Linked DNA regions of Homo sapiens: all the other regions are linked to region 1. The links are chromatin contacts, found by Hi-C or POLR2A ChIA-PET in ENCODE. All regions are on one chromosome and are shown on one strand. Each heading gives the region's core, a stretch centred on a gene start or an enhancer-like site at or near the end of the contact. The rest is flanking DNA. Distances are from core to core; before and after follow the strand shown. Region 1 overlaps ANTXR2 (ANTXR cell adhesion molecule 2). Region 2 holds the start of LIN54 (lin-54 DREAM MuvB core complex component). Region 3 holds the start of CCNI (cyclin I).

The links. A loop is a pair of places that touch in the nucleus more often than their neighbours do. ChIA-PET counts read pairs that join two places held with the same protein, here RNA polymerase II (POLR2A). Pooled maps may share reads with other maps.
Region 2: a pooled map shows a loop between it and region 1 (7-fold over the local background). The contact joins the promoter of LIN54 here to the enhancer-like site in region 1. A Hi-C loop is called at or near these places in 1 of 37 single-sample maps with no recorded cell type and 6 of 50 pooled maps. POLR2A ChIA-PET finds 5 or more read pairs at or near these places in 1 of 52 experiments (CD4-positive, alpha-beta T cell).
Region 3: a map of CD8-positive, alpha-beta T cell shows a loop between it and region 1 (12-fold over the local background). The contact joins the promoter of CCNI here to the enhancer-like site in region 1. A Hi-C loop is called at or near these places in 2 of 168 maps with a recorded cell type or tissue (CD8-positive, alpha-beta T cell and naive thymus-derived CD4-positive, alpha-beta T cell) and 8 of 50 pooled maps. POLR2A ChIA-PET finds 5 or more read pairs at or near these places in 1 of 52 experiments (CD8-positive, alpha-beta memory T cell).

The regions. Positions count from the first base shown.
Region 1 is chr4:80,056,640-80,060,178 of GRCh38, reverse strand. All of the region lies in intron 3 of ANTXR2 (ANTXR cell adhesion molecule 2), which reads left to right. It also overlaps the pseudogene LOC124900918. Among named protein-coding and RNA genes, the nearest start is that of ANTXR2, 15 kb to the left of the region's middle. Within about 2 kb of position 1,283, at least 7 of the 41 ENCODE cell types and tissues checked have a DNase peak (open chromatin) inside an H3K27ac peak, as active enhancers do; they include CD4-positive, alpha-beta T cell and CD8-positive, alpha-beta T cell, where a contact is called at or near this core.
Region 2 is chr4:83,009,002-83,012,464 of GRCh38, reverse strand. It overlaps LIN54 (lin-54 DREAM MuvB core complex component), which reads left to right and starts at 1,642. Exons shown (of 13, transcript NM_194282.4): 1 at 1,642-1,981. RefSeq lists a silencer at 1,553-1,632 and an enhancer at 1,703-1,802.
Region 3 is chr4:77,074,739-77,077,911 of GRCh38, reverse strand. It overlaps CCNI (cyclin I), which reads left to right and starts at 1,923. Exons shown (of 7, transcript NM_006835.3): 1 at 1,923-2,440. RefSeq lists enhancers at 757-1,727, 1,626-1,855 and silencers at 2,036-2,385, 2,446-2,595.

The sequences.
Region 1 (3,539 bases), core at 34-2,533:
GTGAGTGACCCCTGGACTGAGTGTGAGGAATTCTCACATCACTGTGTAGAATCACGGTGTTCACATACAACAGATGCTCAACAGATGAGTGTAGACTCATTGACTGAAATCCTGAAAGAGCTTTGAAATCTGGAAAGTTAAGACAATGTGCATTGGAAAGTTCAAGTACTGTACAGACACATCGTAGAAAGAAAAAGTAGGAGATACTGAAAATAAAATTATGCCTTCATTGTTAGTTGGTCAATTCAGGATTCCCTGCAGACTGTTTTATGACACCATGATTTCAGTCTATCTTTATTTTAGTTATAATGCCTTGCATACCTTCCACATCCAAAGTGTTTCAGAGAAAAGCTACTGATATGGCACAGTGCATGGCAGTTGTGGTGGCTATTTTCCCTTCCCTTCCTCACTCCTCTCCTCTTCTCCCCTCTCCTTCCCTTCCCTGCCCTTCTCAGCAAAGAAATTAGGGAGATACAAATAGAGCTGAAAGTGCTAATTTCATACATTAAAAAATTAGCCAAGCCTGGGCATAGTGGCTGAAGTCTGTAATTCCAGCACTTTGTAAAGTCAAGATGAGAGGCTTGCCTGAGGCCAGGAGTTCAAGACCATCCTGAGCAGTATAGTGAGACCACATCTCTATAGAAAATTTAAAAGTAGCCTGGTATAATGGTATATGCCTGTAGTCTCAGCTACTTGGGAGACTGAGGTGGGAGGGTTGCATGAGTCCAGGGGTTTGAAGTTGCAGTGAGCTATGATTGTGCCAGTGCACTCCAGCCTGGGTGACAGAGTGAAACTCTGTCTCCAATATATATGAAGCCTCTAAATGAAAGCGAGGAAAACACCATATATATATATATGGTGTTTGTGTGCCTCCTCTCTTTCTCTTTTTCCCTCCAGTTGATAATGGAATTTGGTCCCCCAATTCTCAATTAAAGAAAACCAGGGCTTTAATATAACATTTTGTTTGTTCAATTCCTGTCTCTTTCAAAAAAGTATTTGAGGCTGCATAGAAATTAATAGTGTTGCAGAAAATTAATAAAATATAAAAAGAAGAGTGCTAAAATTTTGGAAAAGGGGATGAAACACTATGATAACCACATGAACTTAACAGAATTTTGTGAATGAGTAAGAAATTTACTGTGGGCTTCCCCAGTAGTCAGGACAAGAAATAAGTTTGCATGGTTGTCAAGTGCAGAAAAGAGGAAGTACATAGCAACTACTTGGGGGTGACAAAGAAACTTCTGCTTTGAAATGTTATAGGGGACGATGCGTGTCATGACAGCAGCATCCTTGACAACTGCTTCACAACAAATACAAAGTAGTTTCAATATTGCTGTTCCCTGTAGTTGAAGACATAACTTGAAAGCCAAACTCAGTGAAGCTGATCTTCTAAGATGTTGAATTCAAGGAGTTGAACTTATCTTTATAACATAACCTTTCTTTCTTCTTGTTCTTAAAATTTTAGTCATTTTCGCTTTCATTTAGAGGCTTTTTTTTTTAACATTACAGTGGGGATGAATGATTTCTGTTTTTAACCTACCACATTATTTTGCTTTTTCACCGTTAACTGTTTACCAATTGAAAAACTTAATATTTATTTTCAGTTGCTTGGGATTCTTCAAGGGTCTGAGATCTGTCTGCCCTGTCTTGTTTTGGCCTTTGTTTCCCCTAAAGTGATACCTTGTTGATTGATAAGAGGCTGACAGACTTCAGGTAGTTACCCTGAAGGGAGTACAAGGCCAGGACTCACATGTGTTTTTCTTGGCTATGGAAAAGGAGCACTTTCCTCTTAGGATCATGCAGCTGCAAAAGTAATGATGGGATTGAGTGGAGCTTGGAATCTTATGGTGCAGGTATAGGTACAGATAGAAAAACCGCAAACTGCTGTCTCTCTTCCAGTGTAATAAGCTAGCAGATACCTGACTGTACAAAAAAAAACCTTGAATCCACGTTTGGGAAGTTCCTTTAGCTTAAAGTCTTGTGCTGGTGTTGTCTGGGACTCAGCAGCAATGGTGAGCTGATTTGAACTGAATGGAGAAGGCTGTCTTATGCAAAATCTGTTTGTGTAAACTTGCATTTCACTTGTTGGCAGCAAACACTAATGCTCAAAGACACACTGCCACTCATTTCTGAAAAGCACCAAATATTTGACTTTTATCTGCATTCAGACACAATCAGTTTCAAGTTGTTTCTGTAGCTATCAAACGTAAATATTTTAGATACAACAAGCTTATGAATTACATAACTTATGCTATCATCCTTGGAATTATAATTTTTTTATGATATATTGAAAAATTTATTGAACACTTACTTTGCAAATGACATTATAATAAGTACAGAGCAGGGGAATACAGCATAAATAAAAGACATGGTAATAGCCTAATGTAAACTTTCAGTGTAGTTGAAAAGTGAATATTTAAATTAAATTAGTTAAATTATTAGAAAGTTGAATGTTTTTAGGAGAGAACTTTTTTTTATTATGGTAAAACATGAATATGAGTATGACTAGAAAGCTTGGGGTGACTCAGAATAAGAGTGTAATGAACTTAAAGAATGGTTCAGAATAGGTAGACTTTAAACCAAATATTTAAAAAGACAATTAGCAAGAGTTAATAGAGATGAGTGAACCAGGAAAGAGAAGGATTAGGGTCATACCTTGAACATTGTCTTCTGTTACCTGGAAACTTTATGAGATGGAAAACTTGCCTGATAATATTTTTTATTGCGATATAAAAATACAATCAAGAAGTTACTTTTAAAACGTATATAAGGCTCTGGTGAATGGATTATTTATTTCAATTATTTGAAACACAATATTGCAGCATGACAAAATGTTTTGAAATTATTTTTGACATATTTTATAACCGCATGTGATATAAACGTATACACACATGTACCTATATAAATGTTGTGTATGGCCCCAGTAAGTTCCTTGATGTTAAGATGATACTTCTTACAATTAATCTCCTTCATCTATCATCCTCAGTAGGAGTGAGTACTCTTCATGTGTTATTTACAATTTTCTAATTCAGTTTATCATTTCAAGAATTTTACATTTAAAAAGGCACTTCTTATCACTTCTCAGCCTTTTGGTTAAGATCAAGTGTAGTATCCATTCTCACCAGTTTAAAAAGGCATTTTTTTTGCTTCTATTGAAAAAGTCTGAAAACAATATCTTAAGATATCTTCTTATCTTTTAAATTTATTATAAAACAAGTTTTGAATTTAATTTGGATAATTTTGCCACATTATTTTACTTATCTTTTAAGATAATTGGTTTTATTTATTTTCGAGAGGTTTCAAATCTATATTTTAAAAACTCTAAAAATTGGGACTTCCCTTAACTGATACACATAAAATAGCTCTTAATAATATTGTAGTCATACCCCATTTAGACAAATTCAGTTGGGATAGTGAATTAGTCATGATGAAAGAAATTATTCTATAGTTTTTAATTGCTTTCATTCATAGTGTCTCTTCCAAGGATTCATTACCTTCTAATTCATCCATCTATCCATACATTCATCCATCTATCTATC
Region 2 (3,463 bases), core at 393-2,892, 3.0 Mb before region 1:
CACACTGCGCGACCCAACAAGCCACCCGTGGCGGCCCCAGGTTTCTGGGAACCGGTTTTGCTGCTGTGTCATTTTGTGCCAGTCCCTCCTCTCCCTACTGCCCGCCGCCGCGTTCTTCCTATGCCCCTTTGTACAGGCTCTTGTTCGTGCGTGTCCGTTTTCCTCGCGAAGCCCACCAGCCAAATGTCATAATGTTCCCGAGGTGCACGGGGGAAGGGAGCGGGCCGGGACTTAGCTTGGCCAGCAACGGTAAACAACCAAGCAGAGTGCGGATGGACGGGGCCGTCAGTGGGGAAATGAAGTTTAAAGATGAAGTAATTGAGAACACTTTATACTCTCAGCATCTGGTAGTCTGCATATAAAAACAGCAATTGGGGTGGGTGGTGGACAGCCCTTGTTGAAGGCTGAATCTACCGACTTTTATATGGAGTTGCCATTGAAACAAGGTAGGGAAATGAAATGACTTTTTCAACTTCAACTTCAACCTTACTCTTCCTACACTAACTTAGACAGTAGAGTGGCCCTGTTCGCAGCCTTGAAATTCAGTTTGCCCAGAGCTTATGTTGTGGTTGAATGATACAGAATTCAGCTTTTGGATGGTTAACTCTTTCTAAAATTGACAAAGGCAGCCAGTTTCCTTTTTTTTTTTTTTTAATGCTGATCTCTTCAGAAGCCTTGCAGCTTATGTTTTGTTATTTTTTAAATGATTAAGAATTACCTCTGTTCTCTTTTGGTTACTTATTCAACTGACTGATGACAAGAGCTGGTAACTCTTACCTACCTAGTAGGTAGCTCTAGGATCTTGTTCTGAAGCAAGCTGTTTATTTTTACTGTACAGAACAAATATATCAGCAGCAGATGGTTTTTTTTTAATTTGATGACTTAGATCCTAAAAAAACATTTGGCAAATAATTTTAGCTAAGAGTTATATTTTCAATATTTTAGAAATCGATCATTCATGAATGTTTCTACAATTAGTTCAATCATTTCAAATCTAGTTGCGCTTTGACGTCTTAAACCGATGACAGATTGGAAGTCGCAGTGTTCATGGACAGAAATGACCAGATAAATTAAGTTGGAGAGGAAGATAGCTCAGAACTTTATTTTTTTAAATTAGATATTTTGACCACTTCATCTGCATGAGGATTGCTGCCTGTAATTGACAAAGGTGTCAAAGGTCGAACATGCATATGGAAATAGCTCATCCTGTCAAAGTAGTTCTGCGGGTGGGGTAAAATGTCAAAGTTGGTGAATGACATTAAAGGTCTTTCACAGTGTTTTTAGTGCCTGAGATAGCCACAGTGAATGAAACGCATTCCACCATCTCTCTCAAGTTGCTGCTCTGAAAATGAAAGAGTTTGGGTTCTTTATTGTCCTTATGCCACCCTCCGCATGGCTTTTGGTCTTGCAAACAAAAATATGCCGGACTTGGGACCCCGCAGGTGGCGCGACTTCCTTTGGCGTCCCTGCGGGGGCCCGTGCTCCGCCCGGGGGTGAAAGGTCTCGGCGTAGCCCGTGTGCACTTGCACGGCCCTTGTGCGTTTGAAGGTTGGCGGGGCGGCGGGAGGCTTCCCCGGATATGTGGGTGTGCGCCTCCCGGGTGGGGCGGGCGGGGAGGGGAGGAGGAGGAAGGGGGAGGTTACTGGTGGTGGCGGCGGCGGCGGCGGCCCGGGCTCCGGCTGTCGGGGAAGCTGCTGAGCTGTGATGGTGATGACGAGGTGAAAATGGCGGATCTTTCGAAATACAATCCCGGCCCCTGACATACCAGAGGCGGCGGCGACGGCGACGTCGCCACCCCGGCTCCCTTCTCGGTCCCCGGGTACCCTGGAGCGCTCCAGTTTGGACAAACTGGGAAAGGAAGCTGCTGGCCAGAGCTATCGTGCACGGGCAAAACAAGCCCCGCCGGGGCTCGGGATTGCCCAGGACCTTCTGGAGCCCCTACCTCGGAGCCCGAGGGAGGAGAAAGCGGCAGCCGCTGGAGGTAGAGGAGGATGGGGTACCCGAGGGCTTCTCTGTCCGGAGATCTCTTTATTTGGGGGGATGGGGGTGGGTGGGGAAAGAATTGCGCGGTGGATCAAGGAATGACTTGTCCGGAGTGCGAAGAATCAGTAGCCTCGTCATGACATCAACATTATTCTTTGAGTGTTAAGAGGGCTCCAGTTTGCTCTTATACCTAAGGCTGCTGCTGAGGCCTAGAGGAACCGCTAGCACTTATCATGATTTCCTGATATAATGTTTAAAACAGCCACTCTGGCGGGTGTTGCTTTGATGGTGTTCAGCAGTTCTTGGGGTTGTACGTTTCTTTAGGGAGGCAGAGCATTGGCATTTTATCTGCATTTAAGATCTGTGTCTTAGATCCTAGTCTGTAACTTGTTGGGTTGTGGATGTTCACATTTTATAGAATAGGGACCAGTTTTGTAAGAATTAGAAAAAAAATTTTTAATGCTCTGTTATCCTTAGAGTAACTAACCTCTTTGCCCCTGCCATTTGGCATATAACAATTGAGATACTCTCAGTTATATTTTATACTCATGCTTTTCAGGGAAGTTCTTCTCTATACTCACCCTCCTGCCCCCGCCAACCTAGTTCATGAATTCAGAGAGTAAAGTTATGAAAAATTTTGCTGTAGATTTTATAATGCAAATGAAATACAGCTCTAGGAGCTCTCTTTTGGTCCTGAGTTTTACCTTCATTGTTAAGAAGGAGAGTTGCGATGGGGTGATGCAAGCATTTGTTGTGAGTACATTAAGTTGGGAAAAATAAATTGAGACCTCTGTTATTTCTAAATCACTAAATGCTGGAGTGATTAGCCTAGCCCTTTGTTTAGAGAGCTGGATTGATTGACTATAACAGCCACTGTTTTATTAGGTTATCTGAAGACCCATGTTAAGTTTTAGGTTATGCTGAAAGATCCGTAAGGAGTCTGTCTCCTTGCACACAACACTAGTGTTACAGAAAAGTTACATGTGAATCAAATTTTTAGGCTGGGCAAAAAAATTTTTATACATTAATTTGGACCCTATGCTTTTCCCCCAGCTTTTTTGGGTCAATGACATTGAGTGTATAATGAACAGAAGGATTAGTATTGAGGAATGCCCATGGGTAATGTTTATGATTAGCCCTAAATTTCCGTATTCAAATTGTCTACAGAGAGTATATGTGATATTATTTCCTTATTCAAATTGTCTACAAAGAGTATATGTAACACACTGTGCCATAGTGTGTCATATATCACAAATTTTGTAGTTTACTTAGAGGGGAAATATTTTGTGTGAATAGGTGTGTATAGTTTGTAGGTCTGGCTTTCACTTACTAGAAGAATAAGAGACCCAAAAAAATTTTTAGGAGAAATACCTTAGAGGTACTCAGAAGGTTTAATGATGACGATAATGATTATTTTTTAAAAATAATTTGTCTGATGCTGTATTATTCAGTAGGTATTTGGTTTTGTCTTTTTAAAATT
Region 3 (3,173 bases), core at 674-3,173, 3.0 Mb after region 1:
AACATTTAGGTTGTTTCATCTTTGGCTATTATGAATAATGCTAACGTTTGTAAAAAAGTTTTTGCATGGACAAATATTTTCCTTTCTCTTGGGTATATATTTAGGAGTGGAATTTGCATTATTCTTATTGGAGTGAAAATCAGAAGCAATTTCATGGTCTAACAATGGAATTATGTTACACTCTCAATAGTATTATGCAGAAATGCTACAGTCTCAAGAGTAACATGCAGAAAAATGGTGGCTTTTTTGAATGAAGACCATATAATAATAGGCTACATGAAGTGAAAAAAAGAAAAAAAAAGGATACAACCCACTTGAAATCCTCCTAGGGCTTCCCATTCCTTCTTCTGTTCTATGGCATCTGTCCTCTGCTTCCACATCCTGCCTCAGTTGTCTGAGGGCCAGCCACACTAGCTTTCAGAGATTTTTAGAACGTCTCAGCTTCGGAGCCTTTTCACATAACTTCCTCTGCTTGTATCATTCTTTGCCCAGTGGTTTCAAGTCTCATCTTAAATGTCACTTCTTCAGAAAAACCTTCTCTGATATCCCAAACCAGGCGGAAAGGCAAGCGTTTCCACAGCAGCCGGCGATTTTCCATCTTAACGGTTTTAATACCAGAATTGTTTACTTGGTCAAATATTGAGAGCCTTTTATACACAGGGATAGAGGGTGAAACATGCAAGATCCCTGCCGCCTGCGACCTTATATTCTAGGGAGGGGATACATGCACAAGTAAACAAGTAAATGTACTTGGTAATTTTACATAGTGATAATTAGCTCAATGGTTATCCTCTGTTTGGACTGTAAACTCCATGAAGGCAGGAGCTATGTCTGTCTTGGCTACTTCCAGTTTGCTGAGTCTGGCCACTAAATAAACTCAACACATATTTTTTCACTGACAGTTAAAATAACTATATAAAAAACAAATGGAAAAAACAAACGAGACTTCTATAAATGGTTGAGATCTAGCTCTTCCTCTTTCAAAACTCTGTAATACTACATATTTTTAAATAATTAAAACAATCAAAATAGCAAAAAGTTACCGTTTGTACTAACAGAACCCCAAATAAAACCCATTTATGTCACCACACATTCTTTAAGCACCTGGTAATAAAACCTATTCGGAAATACTCAGACGTGTTGGTTGAGTGGATAAAATCCCCTTGCCACATTGCCAAGCAGGTTCCTCGCCGTCAGCAGTATAATTTACAGTGTTTCACTGAGGCCTTAAGCACCCATGATTTGATTCTCCCTAATTTTCCGATTCCTAAAACCCTTTAGAATCTCCCTCCACCCACACAATGTGGCAGTGAGAAAAACCGCAATTCTATTTACATGTCAACGGTAAGAACACGTAATACTTTGCTAGGTCAACAAATCTGCAAGATCTCCACCCAAGAGATCAGTAGCCCCTTCCCAGTGAATCCTTCTAAGAGCCTGGGGACGAGTAGGGCTAGATAAAACCAAGCTGCTGTAAAGCTGGACCACAGGAGCGGATCGTGAAATCCCCTCCCCCAAGCGCAGCGCTCGGCCGCTTCTTTCTTCCCCAGGCGCATGCGCAGCGCACTCTCCGGCCACCGCACGCCCCCTCAGTGGGGGCCCAGAGACGCTGACGTCACCGTGCGGTCTGCAAGCAACCCTTCCGCTCCTTCAAGGAAAATGAGTCCACGGACCTTCGGCTTTTCTTAGCCACGAGAAAACGTCCTCCCTCCTTCCATCCTAGTGCCAACGACTTCCCCAGCCCGTCTCCTTTCGGCCGCACTTCTCTGTACTTTCGTTGGACCGGGAAGGCGGCGGGGAGGAACAGGAAGGGTGAAAGACCAAGTCCGCGTAGTTTACAAGGAGTGGGCGAGTCTAGGAATCGGTCCGCGAGGGCGGAGCCGAGGAAGCCGGCACTTCTTCCTCCCTTCCCCTCTCTTCCCCTCCCTCCCCAGCCTTCCCCGCGAGCGGACGCGGCAGCGCCTCTGTCTCGCTTTTTCTTATTTTTCCCCCCTTTCCCCTTTCTTTTTTTTTTTTTCTTTTCTTTTCTCCCCTCCCCCCCTTTCACCATTTCCCCTCGGAGGCGCTTTCCCCGGGCAGGGGCAGAGCCGGTCTCACCCCCCGCCTCTCCCCGGCCCCCGCCGCCCTATGGCGAGAGGGAGCCCCCTCCCAACCCGGGCTCGAGCGGCGGCGGCCTCAGGCCGGGGGTCATCATGGAACTAATTCGCTGACCGACCCAGCGGCCGCAGCCGTGCGTCCCGCTCGAGCGCCAGCGCCCGCGCCCGCGCCCCCCGATCCGCTTCCCCTTTCTCCCTCCTCAGTTGGCCGAGTCGTCCCGCGCGCACCGCCTCCGCGCGCCTATGAGAATGAGGTGGTAACGGGCCCCCGGATGACCCCGCGTCACCACTGTGAGGCCTACAGCTCTGCCGGGGAGGAGGAGGAGGAGGAAGAGGAGGAGAAGGTGAGGGGCGGGGGCGGGGGCGGGGGCTCGACGCGTCTCCGCGGCCGGCGTCGACGCGCTGGGGCCCCGCTGCTCCCCCCGCGCCGCCCCCGTGGCAGCGCCCTTGGCCGCGCGCTGCTCGCCGGAGACCCACCCTCCCGCATCCCCCAGCCCGGGGAACCTCGGGGCCGCCCTCTTCGTCCTCTCCGGCCCAGACAGACCCGTCACCTGCCCACTTGAAAACGGCACTACTGTGTTCCTTTTCGGGCCAGTTTTTCTGTCAGCGAGTAACTTTTTTTTGTGGCAGCGGCAAATTAGCTACTCTATAGTGCGTGTTGGAGGCTCTACGAGCCCGTGTTAATACACAAAGAAGGGGACACACCCCCACCCTCAGGTTGAACGATTCTCCGGGGACACCAGGAGGATTACTAACTTTGCACGGCAGACTGAATGCCAAATGAATGGGGTGAACCTCCGGTGCTGTGAAATTCGGGGGAGGGCAACGTTACCCAGGGCTTGGGGCGGGTGGGTGGGGGGAATCCGGGGGAGGTGAGATTTGAGTTGTGCTCTAAAGGCTAGATTAAATAACTGGAATTTGAAAGGAGGACAGAGGAGCCTCCGCTGGAGCTAGGGGGCTCCGTTACAGATCCTTTTGGCAGAAGTTGACAATTGGGTATCAAAACAGTGGAAGGTGTTTCGGGAGGTAGGATGGATTCAGACTCTGAAGGGGTTTGAACTAAAATGTTTATGTTTT